Linked DNA regions of Homo sapiens: region 1 is linked to region 2. Evidence: chromatin contacts called from ENCODE Hi-C or POLR2A ChIA-PET data. All regions are on one chromosome and are shown on one strand. The core of a region is the stretch at or near the end of the contact, and the rest is flanking DNA. Distances in the headings are between cores, read along the strand shown. Region 1 overlaps MEF2C (myocyte enhancer factor 2C). Region 2 overlaps MEF2C (myocyte enhancer factor 2C).

Region 1 (5,736 bases), core at 647-3,146, 35 kb before region 2:
TGAGCTGACTTGCCAAATGACATGAAATTTCCCCCTTGGCCAAAACCCAGCGATATAGTTTGGCTGTATCCTGACCCAAATCTCACCTTGAATTGTTACAGTCCCCACATGTCATGGGAGGGACCCAGTGGGAAGTAATTAAATCTTGGGGATGGATCATTCCCATGCTGGTCTCATGATAGTGAATAAGTCTTATGAGATGTGATGGTTTTATAAATGGGGGTTCCCCCGCACAAGCTCTCTTGCCTGCCGCCATGTAGGACATGCCTTTGCTTCTCCTCTGCCTTCTGCCATGATTCTGAGGCCTCCCCAGCCATGTGAAACTGTGAAGCCATTAAACCTATTTTTCTTTATAAATTACTCAGTCTTGGTATGTCTTTATTAGCAGTGTGAGAACAAGCTAATACACACAGTAGGCTGGAGAAAAGAGGAAATGAGCCTAGAGGCAGGTGGAGGGTTTTCAAGGAGAACAGCCATCCAATTAGATGTGCATTTTAATTAGACCCTGCCAGAAGTATGAAGGAAGATTGACTGGAAGGTGGGAGTCCAAAAACAAACAGACAAAACACAGAAGACCAAATAGAAAGAATAACGATAGGTGAGTCAAGAAATTACGGAATCAAGGGTGATTTCTGAGTTTTCAGCTTGAACAAGTACATTGTGACATTTGCTAGGAAGGGAAAGATGGGAGAGAAATGGATGAAGGGGTAGGCTGGAATCCAGAAAATAAATGGGAAAAGAAATGATATAGTAGAAGAGATCGTGGGAAATCCTGTAGAAATGAGGAAATGTGGTGACTCAAAAGATAGCTCAGAAGTGACTGGTGAATGCAAAGATGTAGGATATAAGCTACTCGCATTTCAAATGACTAATCACGCATAGACTCAAATTGAATAAAAAGGCATTTACAACTAGGAAATAAAAATAATGATTTGACTTATTTTGATGACCCAGGATAACATCTACATCTTTTGTTAAAATAAGTCATTAATGGTTTATGAAAGATGCTCCAACATGTTATTTGTAAAGCATCAGTGCCTCAAGATACAGCCTTTTTGTCCCTGTAACCAACCCATTTGCAAGTAAAATGCCATAGTCTAAAATGTTTAGTATGTGAAGTTACAATTATTATACATTTTATACTTTCAAAAAACCTGTTCTCTGATCTTATATTAATTTACTCCTTTCCTCTCTCAACCTTTGTTTAATTTATAGTTCTGTCTTGTCTTTTCCTTCCTCATTTAAGAAATCACTAACATTGCCCATTCTTCAAAACAACCTACAACTTGATTCTTTGCATTCCAGCCTTTCTTTTCTTAACTTGCATTATAAAGATTATTAGGATAGGCTGGACACAGTGGCCCATGCCCATAATCCTAGCACTTTAGGAGGCTTAGGTGGGTGGATTACATGAGGTCAAGAGTTCAAGACCAGCCTGGACAACATTGTGAGACCCCATCTCTACCAAAAACTACAAAAATTAGCCAGACTTGATGGCACACACCTGTAATTCCAGCTACTTGGGAGACTGAAGTGGGAAGATCACTTGAACCCAGGAGGCAGAGGTTGCAGTGAGCTGAGATCATGCCGCTGCACTCCAGCCTGGGTGACAGAGCAAGACTCTGTCTAACAACAACAACAACTATAGCTATAGATATAGATATATAGGATTAACTGCATATCCTATCATGCATTTCAATTATTATATATTAAATGTTCTCTCTTTAGTATTTCACTTCACATCTCTGCTGGATTGAGGATCTCAGGGAGTGTTTTACAGCTAACGTGTGCCAGACTTCCCCATCTCAGTCCCATTCTAGGCCAACTCATGATGCATGCCCTGTCCGGGTTCCAATAGAGGTTTGGCGGAAGAATCCTTACAAACACCAAATCCTTGATCTGTCCTGAGGAAGCCTGAATCATCTGATTGGCCCCAGAATCACCCTGATTTTCCATGAATTCCCTCAGGCAAATGTTGGCCCAGAATAAGACCAATGTAAAAGCCCAGGAGAATAGTGGAGCAGTAGACTAGCATCCAAGAATGGGGGAAAATGATGAACTTTGCCCAAGAATTTGAAAGCATGCTTAATTCAGATTTATAGTATCTGACTCACATTCACAAATTTCCCTGTGCTCTTTCCTACAAAGGTTTTGTTTTTCCTTTGCTAACCTTTACCTTCTGCCTAAAATATCACTCCCTTTTTTCTCTTTCCATGCTGAAAATTCTGTGCCCTCTTTCAGCTACACTTTTGATCACTGAGATTATATGCTTATGACTTTCTGGCATTAAAAGATTTCACTGACTGCTCAGTTTTTCTGAGGGTGTCTATTTAGACTAGTACCCCTAAATTTTAAGCGTTCAATAATGTAAAATTTGTGAGTTATAATGTTTCATACATAGTACAAATCACACCTACATTGCACTGCTTTCTAACTTAAAAACTGTACATTTCAAAAAGTAGTAAATTTGGGAGTTATTAAGAGGGAATAAAAACATTGAGTTTTAACGTAGTGTGAAATGGTAGTAATAAATGGAAAAAAAAGAGATTGCAGTTGCAAAATACTGCACTGAGACTAATCTTCCTCCCTCTAACATTTGAACATTCTTTTCTGTTCTGTTCATCTATTCATTTCAGTTTGTCATGAATGCTGCAAATATCTAGTAAGTTCCGACCACTTGCCAGGCCTTGTGCTAAGTTCTGGTGATACGAGATGACAAATAAACTATTCCTAACCTCTAGTAGCTCATAGTAGCAGGAAGAAAAACACATACATAAACAAATCATCTTTATCAAATGTCCAGAAAAATCATCTTAGCATCCAGAGGACCACTGGCAGCACCTGACATATAGTAGCAGTTAGTAAATATGTATCAAGGGGTCTGGACCCTACTACAGCCTTTGCCTCCAGCCAGCCAGACAGCCTTGGTCAAGTCAAGAAACCTCCACATACATTAACATTGAAGTGGAAATGTGTGTTCCATTCATTCATCTAGCATTTATTGAGCAACTACAGTAGGTCAGACTGCTCTCTGGTGAAACTCCAAAGTGAATAAAGCAAAGTGCTTTGTTAAGGACCTCTCAATCTAGCAGAGGGGAAAAAGCACATAAAGGATCAATAATGTATGATTAAGACTATAGTGGGAAAATGTGTAGAATAAAATGAGTGCCTGAATGAAGGAGAAACTGATTCAGCCTGAGCGATCAGAAAGTCTAAAGAGAGGAGACAATGTGTCAGCTGCTCTTTGAAGGAGGAACAGATATTGGTGGGCTCATTCCTGAAGGAGAGCCCAGCTTGAGAAGGGATGCAGAAGGAAAGGCATGCAGCGTTTGCACCATTATTCCTCACCCACTGTGGGCATGAGGAAGGGCCGGATGATGCTTGGCGGTCTCATCCAGACTAGAGTATCAATAATTAGCACCATTTGAATGTTTATGTCAAATAATTTGTGGCCCTTAAGACAGAGTTGGTGGATGTTTCCTTGTGTTCAATACATGAAAAGGCTTTCAAATCTTTAATTAGTGTGTCTTTTATTTCCATTATTTGAAGATGAAAATGATTCAGTCAAAAAAATTTCAGCTCCAATATTAAGATTATCTTTTGAGGAAGCATATAAAAATAAAAACAATGACAATATCCAACCCCATCCACCCCTTCCCCAGTAGAAGTTGATATCTGGCTAGAATGAGCATTAATAAATAACCTAGAGAAATACAGTATTGTACAGTTTTATATTTTCAACTTTTTATTAAAATTTTTACCACAAGTGAATAATTTTTGTTAAAATCTAACTTTTTGTACTCTGTATTGGATATGATTTGCTTGCCTAATTAAAGTCTACCTGCTGATTATACTAGATTTAATATATTAATGTGTCTTCATTTCTAGAATAAGAACAAAGAAAAGGGACTATGGTACTACAGGGAGAGATAGTATAGACAATGCTTACAGTTTTATTAAAACCTGTGGAGAAATTTCTTGGCATCTAATCTTCCCTCAGCCTAAGGCAAAAACCATACAATGTTATAAGTCAGGTCAGAGCTTTTTAGTTTTAAATTTGGCTGCTTTCCTAACACATAAGCGTACAAAACAGTATCTGGCACATGGTAGGTTTTCAATAATTGTTTGCCGAATAAATTTTAAATGAAGTAAGGCACTGGGCACAGTCCTCAAAGCACCTCTCTGTAGATACTAAAGGGTCAGGAAACAGCAGCAGCGTGAGTACCAGCACACCAATATGGAAACACTTTCAGGAAATATTCTTAGAAACTCAATTTATAGGCAGTATTCATTTCAACTGCACTTCCTATTCCTACATGAATTTACTACTTTCTAAAGATTATTCAGCTTGTTAAGAGTAGATACTTATCTTCATAAAGCTGTGAACGACAAGCAAAAAAATGATTCAGGATCAGAGGAAAGGAAACTACCTTTTCTAAGTTGATGCTTTTTTTTCTTGGTTTTTGTGTGAACATGACATTGATGCAACTAATAGTAATAATTCCTGCATGTGTTCTTGACACATCAACCCTCTGAAGTAAAGATCACACTACCTATGCAACAAAGTGTGATTACTTGGATTTTTAACAAAGGTTAATAGGAGTAATTTGGGGGTTTCTCCAGGTTTCTCTGCATGTAGAATGGGCAGGCACAGGAAAAGGATGATGATGAAAATATACATTCTTGAGGACTGAGACTGCAGACATGTAAAGAAATTGAGTGGTTGAAAGCTTTTAGTCTGTGATGGTGGTTCTCTGAAAAAAAGCTGAATTTTACTTAAATAGCATTAATATAAAAATACAGCTTCATATAATCGAAAAAGGTCAATAATTTACTTATTTCTTTTTACTAACGAGATAATTTTTGAAAGAATAAAAGGAAAAAATTTTTTAAATAACAAAATAGTATTTAAGAAGGGAAAAATCAGTTTTAATCACTGCATAAGAAAAGGATTTTCTAGTTGATAACGTAATGCCTAAAACAAGAAATGAGAGCTCCATGTAGCATTCTTTTTCATTTATATTCCTTTCAGTAACGAAATAGAATCTGTTCCCCTAATGAAATTCTATTTCATTAGAATTTTTGAAGCACCTGTCACCTATCATCATCAGTTTGTACGTATTTCAAGTTTTTCCGATGAGCAAATGGAATAATGCAGGGTCCATATGTCCACATGTCTGGGAGGAAAGATTCCACGTGGTTTTTGGATTACCTGTCTGGACTCTTTCTCCCATTTATTGCTTGGAATATGTCACCTTCTGTCAATCTAATTACTCCTCTAGGAAACGGCTGTTCTCAGCTCACAGTATGACAATCGCTGTCTTGTGAAAATATCCCAGAAGCCTCTGTAGTTGATGGATCTACCTCAACAGTGTCACTCTGACGTGGAAAGCTGACTTCAGTATACAGGCTTGCTCAAGATTTACTTGAGTTCTCTGAGGAAAGAGTTTCTTCAGATACGTAAGGAGAGAAGCTGGTGGTTTTAGGAGATCTCTTGCCTTATCTTGACATACATGAATAAATCTTTTCAAAACGTAGTCAGTCAGCTGAGAGACAGTATATACATTTAGGACTTCCAGCCCCTGTAAAAGAATGACAATTGAAGTACCTACATTACCTGACCAGTGACACTTGTAAAAGATCAGAGAAGCTTTCAAAGGCCAACAGCAGAGATTTTGATTTTGCTAGAAAAGGGCCCGAAGGAATAATGCTTATTTATCCATTTAGTCAGCCCTT
Region 2 (6,197 bases), core at 1,781-4,280:
TTTCATTTTCATTAGGGAAAATGTCTGACTTGTTTAATTCTACCACTTGCAGTTAGCTAAGGTAATGTGCTGTGAAATGATTAACAGGTGCAACAGGTAGAAAAGACGCTTTAATTAACTCTCTATAAACAAATTTAGTAGGTGGGCACTTACATGATTTCCTGGCTTTCATATATATGGTAGATAAGCAGTTTGTCTCAATAGTGTACTTGGTCATCAATTTGCAATCATTATCTAAAATATAAAATTTTCTCAAGTAGCATAAAGAGAAGAGACCCTTGATGTTTCAATTTAACAAGTTACTCATTACATTTTCAGTTCTCACCTCATTGTCCCTCAATAACTTACCTTTTAGTGCCTTTCCTGAATAATTCTTAATTTTTCTAGCATATTCTATATATCTATTTGTGAAGCACCTGAAACATATAAAGAACTAGTACTCTGTGTATTATCGCTGCCACTAATTGCAGCAGAGGGGAGTGAATTCAGTGTGGGCTGAAGTTGTCTGAAAGGCATCATGAAAGAGTTGGAACTTTAGTTGATCCTTAAAAGATAAATTTGAATTAAACAGGAGAGCCAATACTGCCAGTTATTGAACTGCTAGAGCAAAGATTTGCATATATTCCGAGGACCATAAGGCAGGCTGTGACCATTGGAAATTAGGTTTCATAGATAGAGTGTGTCAACTGTAGACAGTTCTGAGAGCCAGGCAGGGCACTGACTCAACTGTGTTAAGCACTCATGTATGAAAAAGGAACATGATGGAAGTAGCAGTTCAGAAAGACTTCCTTGAGTGGGTTGGTTAGCATCACACAAATGCACAAAAGTTTGCATACAGCTTTAAGGAACTCCTCTGAAGGCCTGAAACTCCTCTTAAGGCCTGGTGAAGAACCCCTCAAGTAGAGACCAGAGGCCCAGATGGAGAGTTGCTGAAATATTTTTTTTTTTTTTTTTTTTTTTTTTTTGAGACGGAGTCTCGCTCTGTCGCCCAGGTCGGACTGCGGACTGCAGTGGCGCAATCTCGGCTCACTGCAAGCTCCGCTTCCCGGGTTCACGCCATTCTCCTGCCTCAGCCTCCCGAGTAGCTGGGACTACAGGCGCCCGCCACCGCGCCCGGCTAATTTTTTGTATTTTTAGTAGAGACGGGGTTTCACCTTGTTAGCCAGGATGGTCTCGATCTCCTGACCTCATGATCCACCCGCCTCGGCCTCCCAAAGTGCTGGGATTACAGGCGTGAGCCACCGCGCCCGGCCGAGTTGCTGAAATATTTATTCAAATGGTGATGGAAGCCAAAGCTAAGATGGTGGCAGTGGAAGTAGAGACAGGCATTTCTGAAGAAAAATGAATAAGATTTGGTATCTCATTGGATATGGAGATGGAAGGAGGAGAGGGGATAATAGAAGATGACAGTTTGGTAGATTAAAAAATGGTTATGCCAATGGCAGAATTAGCCATGGTCCATAGTGACTAATTCTGTTTATGCTTATTAGTCTTATATGCTTGTATTCATAATTCAAAGTCCTAGAAAAGAAAAAGAAACAAGTGAAGAAAACTCAAAATGCCTAAACATCCAAATAAAAGAAAGTTTCAGAACTTTGAGCTCAAAGAGAGCTACATGTTCAAGTGAGCTCTGTGAGACAAGGCAAAATGCCTTCCTCATAATATCTTAAGCCAGGAATATGTTCTTTGAATTTACGACTTCTTAAAATAGGAGTCAATAAAAAAAATGCAGCAAGTGTTTGCAAGTTAACTGGGGAGAAAAATGTTTTTCTCCTAACACCACATTCAAGTTCTATGTATTGACACTAATATGAGTATATACAAACTTGTAACCAGAAGAGGTAGATTCTCTAATCCTTTATGTAAGTTAACTCATATATGCTTAAATTTGTTATTTTTATGTAAAACAATATTTTTAATCAAATGAAACTATAAAACAAACTGACTCTAAAGTTGGTCTGTACTTCATTTTCTTATAATCTATAATCAGGAAATCCATTCACTCCTGCTTTATAATTTTTGTGCCTTTAAGTGGTCAGAGGAATGTGACATCTGCATACAGTCACGTCTAAATTGATAATTGTCCAGGCAGAGGGTAATTTTAAAACATAGCATGAAAAAAGGTTGAATCCATATATTAGAAGGTTGTTGAGAGGTGGTGTTTCCCACCTCCCGGACCCCTGAATTTAAATGCGACCATTCTCTTTGGTGAATTTATCTTAAGGTGGGACAACAGGCTCAACACAGGCCGCAGCATTCTGAGTGAGGAGGAGGCTGCGGTTTCCCAGCCGGTTTAAATGCAGGCTCTTCTTAGCAGTAAACCACACGCATGTATTCATCATTGATTTTCAAATCATAGGTTTCTATATCACTGGTTTAGGATCCACAGTCTTGCATTCCTGAATCTATATTATGTCCAAAGAATAACAATTTGGTGGCTGGAAACAGAAATGGTTATTATACGGCTCCAAAATGCTAGCTGGCACAATATGCTAAAAACAGCAGAAATTCACTAGCAAAAAGCAGAATTTATTTGTTCTTAAAAATAACTTGATGCTCTAAAAATATGAATTTAAGAAGTGTCATCATGGTTCAAAATATTTTACATTTCAGTATGTAAACACCTTAAAATATGTGACTAATCTTCTAAAATGGCGTAATTTCCAAATAACAGGAAATATTCCAAGAGAAAAATAGAAGGCTTTTAAAATCAATTTTTTTAGTTTTGAGGTATTTACTGAATGAAAAGCTACAATGTATATTTACTTTTTTTTCCCCTACTGCTGCCCTGAATCACTGTTTAAAATGTGGGCAAAAAGACATAGGCTTTGTTGGAATTTCTCAGAGAGTTTACTGTAGAAAATGCTAAAAAAAAAAAAAAAAAAAAAAAAAAAAAAAAACAAACTTTTCTCAAGGCCTCCGTGAAGCATTTCCATTTTCGCACACTGGCCCAGTGCTTGTCATATCACAGGACAACACATTTCACGAAGCGGTTTTACTTCCTTTTAGCAAAATAACTCCTCCATGCAAACCAGTATCGGCATCTACCGAGCTGGGGTTTTAGTTTCTTCTGATCTATTCAAGCTTCATTGCACTGCTTAACAGACTTTTTTCTCCCCCTTCTTTTGAAATTACCCAGCTAATTTTCCATTTGATTGTTTATATAAACCAGATCTCACACAGGCTTAATAGATAAGTGACATATGTCTTCAGTGTGTCCATCTGACCTTCAGCTGACAGCAAAGTATAGAGCAGAATTGACCTTGATGTTCTTATTCTCTTTTTATCCCGTAGAATCTATTAATTCAAACTAAGTTCATAACATATTCACAATAATGATTCAGGATGACATATTAAATATAAAACTCCTCTAAGCACTCCATTTTGTCAAGCTTTTTTTTTTTAAGTGAACATACTCTCTTTTGTTTGTTTTTTTCTTCTAGTGAGAGGAAGTAAATGCATTGTTTTATGTAACAGCTTTTGCCATGGAATACTGTTCGAATTTACTGTAAAGAAAATTTGGGGGTTTGTCATATTTATCTAGCTTTAGAGAATTTGGCTAATATTCCAGAAGTTTTCTTATAGAAGGGAATTGATATTCAGATTCAACCAACATTTCTTAAGTGAGTCCTGTCACTTAACACACGTTTTGGGGGTGTCCAGTTTGCTTTATTTTTGTTTTTTTGCCCCAGGAACTGGGATAATTTTATTCATAATCCAATTGACAGACTTAATCTTGTAGTTATTTGTTATATATTCAGCCTGTTTATTCATGCATAAAATGAGACAGGTAAATGAATGGGATATGAAGAACAAATCTGCTTTATACAGTGTGCCTCAAATATATTTTGCTTCTAAAGATGTTCCCATAAATATCTCCTGAAATATACCTTTGCTCTGCCTTCCCAGTTCCTCATGGCCTCTATCTCAGGCCATCAAAGTAGTCTCCAGACTGGTCCACACTAGCAGGCCTTACTAATTCCTGAGTATACCAATGCCAGTAGATCTTTCTGACCACTTAGAGGTCTGTGTCATACCTCTACTCTGAAACTTTCATTTCCACCATATAAACCCAAGGACTTTTAGCCTGGAATTTGAGATCTCCACAGCCCAACCCCTGCATCCCTCCAGAGCCTCTGACACCCCTCTCTTTTCACGGGTCCCCTTCTAAACAGGTTCCTCTCAGTGCCCCTTACCATGCTCTTTAAACTCCTACCTCAGCCCTTTCCTACTGCCCAGTCACAAGCCTAACATATCTTCCTATGGCCTTTCTTTAAGGCCCTCATCAATTCCTGCCTCTTCTGTGAATCTTTTATTGGATCACCTCTTCTCTCCCGGGAACTCAATAACACTTAATCTGGATTACTCTGCAGGCACCTCACCCTACGCTGCCTTGTATTGGTCTTTATGTTTTCCATGAGTATGTATTGGATTACCACAAAGAGATTTCAGAGCTTTTCAAGCCTGGGGCCTTGTCTTTGCATCCTCACTGGGTAGCACACAATCTCACTCATGCAGGGGTAATAGATACTTGTGTTTTGTAATGATGGCAATAACAATGAGGTTTAACTGTCTCCTTTAGAAAGCTTCAGAAAACAACTGTCTAGTTTCTAGCAAGGATTGTTGAATCAGGTAGCTGAGTTCTCTTATTCTCCCTTCAGAGGCAGTGGAGGAAATCAGCAGATGTCTTTCTGAGTCCACTGTCATGCCAGCTCTGCTGGCATTTGTAATCAACTCCTCCCTAGCTCTCTTGGTCATATTTTGAAATATGAAAAACGCAGACCTTGGGATACCCACTTTTCTGTTAGTAGGATACTGAACATCAGAGACCTAAGAAAACCCTTTCAGTCTTCCAGTTCAATGGCTATTCCTGTGCCTTGGTGAATCAGCACTTTAGCGGAGGCATCATCACTTCATTTCAGCTCCAGGGAAGGAGTCTTGCTTTCTGAAGTTCTGTGTGAGGAGGAAAGCAAGGGTTGTACACTGAACTTAGTAAGGAGGGCAAAGCAGATGGAAGAAAAACCATAGAGAGAATTCACTCAGAGAAAAGCGGAACTGAACAGCAAAATGTGTAAGCGGCTTCCCCTCCTCCTGCCTGTCCTAGAAATTACAGTCTTGCTGGTATGCCCTTTCTTCATTTAAGGACACACAGACACACAAAATAAAACCCAAACCAGTGAACTGAAAGAGTGAGTCACGCCAGCCAGGCCTCCGCCAAGCTAGTCAATTAAAGTGCAAGACCAGTTCTGTGCTTTTCTTAGACCCTGAACTACTGTCTGACTTTCTTCCTGAATATTTTTGATAGGAAAAAAAGTATATGCTGACTTCTGAGCAAGTTGATGTATATTGGCTCTCTTCTCATAAAAAGTTTTTAATCTTCCTTCAGAGGACTATTGAATACTTAATTGGGTTACTTGTCCCATGGAGGTCAAATCAGTCATCCTATGGTTTTGCAATGTACGTCTTACCATTAAGCTTTTGTTTTTATTCTCATGTTGTGTATTCTTCGGAAACGTATTTGACCTAGATTTCTTCCTAAATGCTTTATTGTTTTTTGTTAACAGGGAACGGGTATGGCAATCCCCGAAACTCACCAGGTCTGCTGGTCTCACCTGGTAACTTGAACAAGAATATGCAAGCAAAATCTCCTCCCCCAATGAATTTAGGAATGAATAACCGTAAACCAGATCTCCGAGTTCTTATTCCACCAGGCAGCAAGAATACGATGCCATCAGTGGTAATACAAAACTACATTTTAAATAAATATTGATAATGTTTTGTATATGTTTTGCTGTTTTTATATTTGTCTAACTTGATGAATTACTTAACATTCTCCCAGAAAATTAACATAACAGTGCCATTGACAGAGCCTTGCTTGTATTTAGCTATTATTTCTGGTAACTGGTTTGCATTTCCCTTTTCCGTGTAAAAAAAATATATATATATATCTGGTGAACTTCACTAGGCTGATGTTCTAGGATAAGAAAAACATTTTCTTTTAAGGCTTTCAATTTATAGTTGGAAAAAAATCAGACACTACCATCGGTCAATCTCTACGTCCCATAAGCAGAGTAATAATAGGTAATGAGGTACTTTATAACATAGTATTTTTACAATATTTATGTCCTCAACACGCTGACAATGAGAAAGTACTTTCCACAATTTCTAAATGAACTTTCTCCTGTTAATTAGCAAAT

Evidence for each region. Hi-C counts contacts between places; a loop is a spot of excess contacts on that map. ChIA-PET counts read pairs that join two places held with the same protein, here RNA polymerase II (POLR2A). Pooled maps may share reads with other maps.
Region 1: a loop to region 2 is called in a map of ascending aorta, with 3 times the contacts of the local background. The contact joins two enhancer-like sites. A Hi-C loop is called at or near these places in 2 of 168 maps with a recorded cell type or tissue (aorta and ascending aorta), 5 of 37 single-sample maps with no recorded cell type and 6 of 50 pooled maps. POLR2A ChIA-PET finds 5 or more read pairs at or near these places in 3 of 52 experiments (GM10248, activated B cell and activated T-cell).

What each region holds. Positions count from the first base shown.
Region 1 is chr5:88,765,556-88,771,291 of GRCh38, reverse strand. The region is part of intron 3 of MEF2C (myocyte enhancer factor 2C); the gene reads left to right. Among named protein-coding and RNA genes, the nearest start is that of GSCAR, 71 kb to the right of the region's middle. Within about 2 kb of position 1,896, at least 4 of the 41 ENCODE cell types and tissues checked have a DNase peak (open chromatin) inside an H3K27ac peak, as active enhancers do; they include ascending aorta, where a contact is called at or near this core.
Region 2 is chr5:88,731,269-88,737,465 of GRCh38, reverse strand. MEF2C (myocyte enhancer factor 2C) reads left to right here. Exons shown (of 11, transcript NM_002397.5): 7 at 5,565-5,737. Among named protein-coding and RNA genes, the nearest start is that of GSCAR, 37 kb to the right of the region's middle. RefSeq lists enhancers at 891-940, 2,073-2,172, 4,864-5,143, 5,264-5,313. Within about 2 kb of position 3,030, at least 9 of the 41 ENCODE cell types and tissues checked have a DNase peak (open chromatin) inside an H3K27ac peak, as active enhancers do; they include ascending aorta, where a contact is called at or near this core.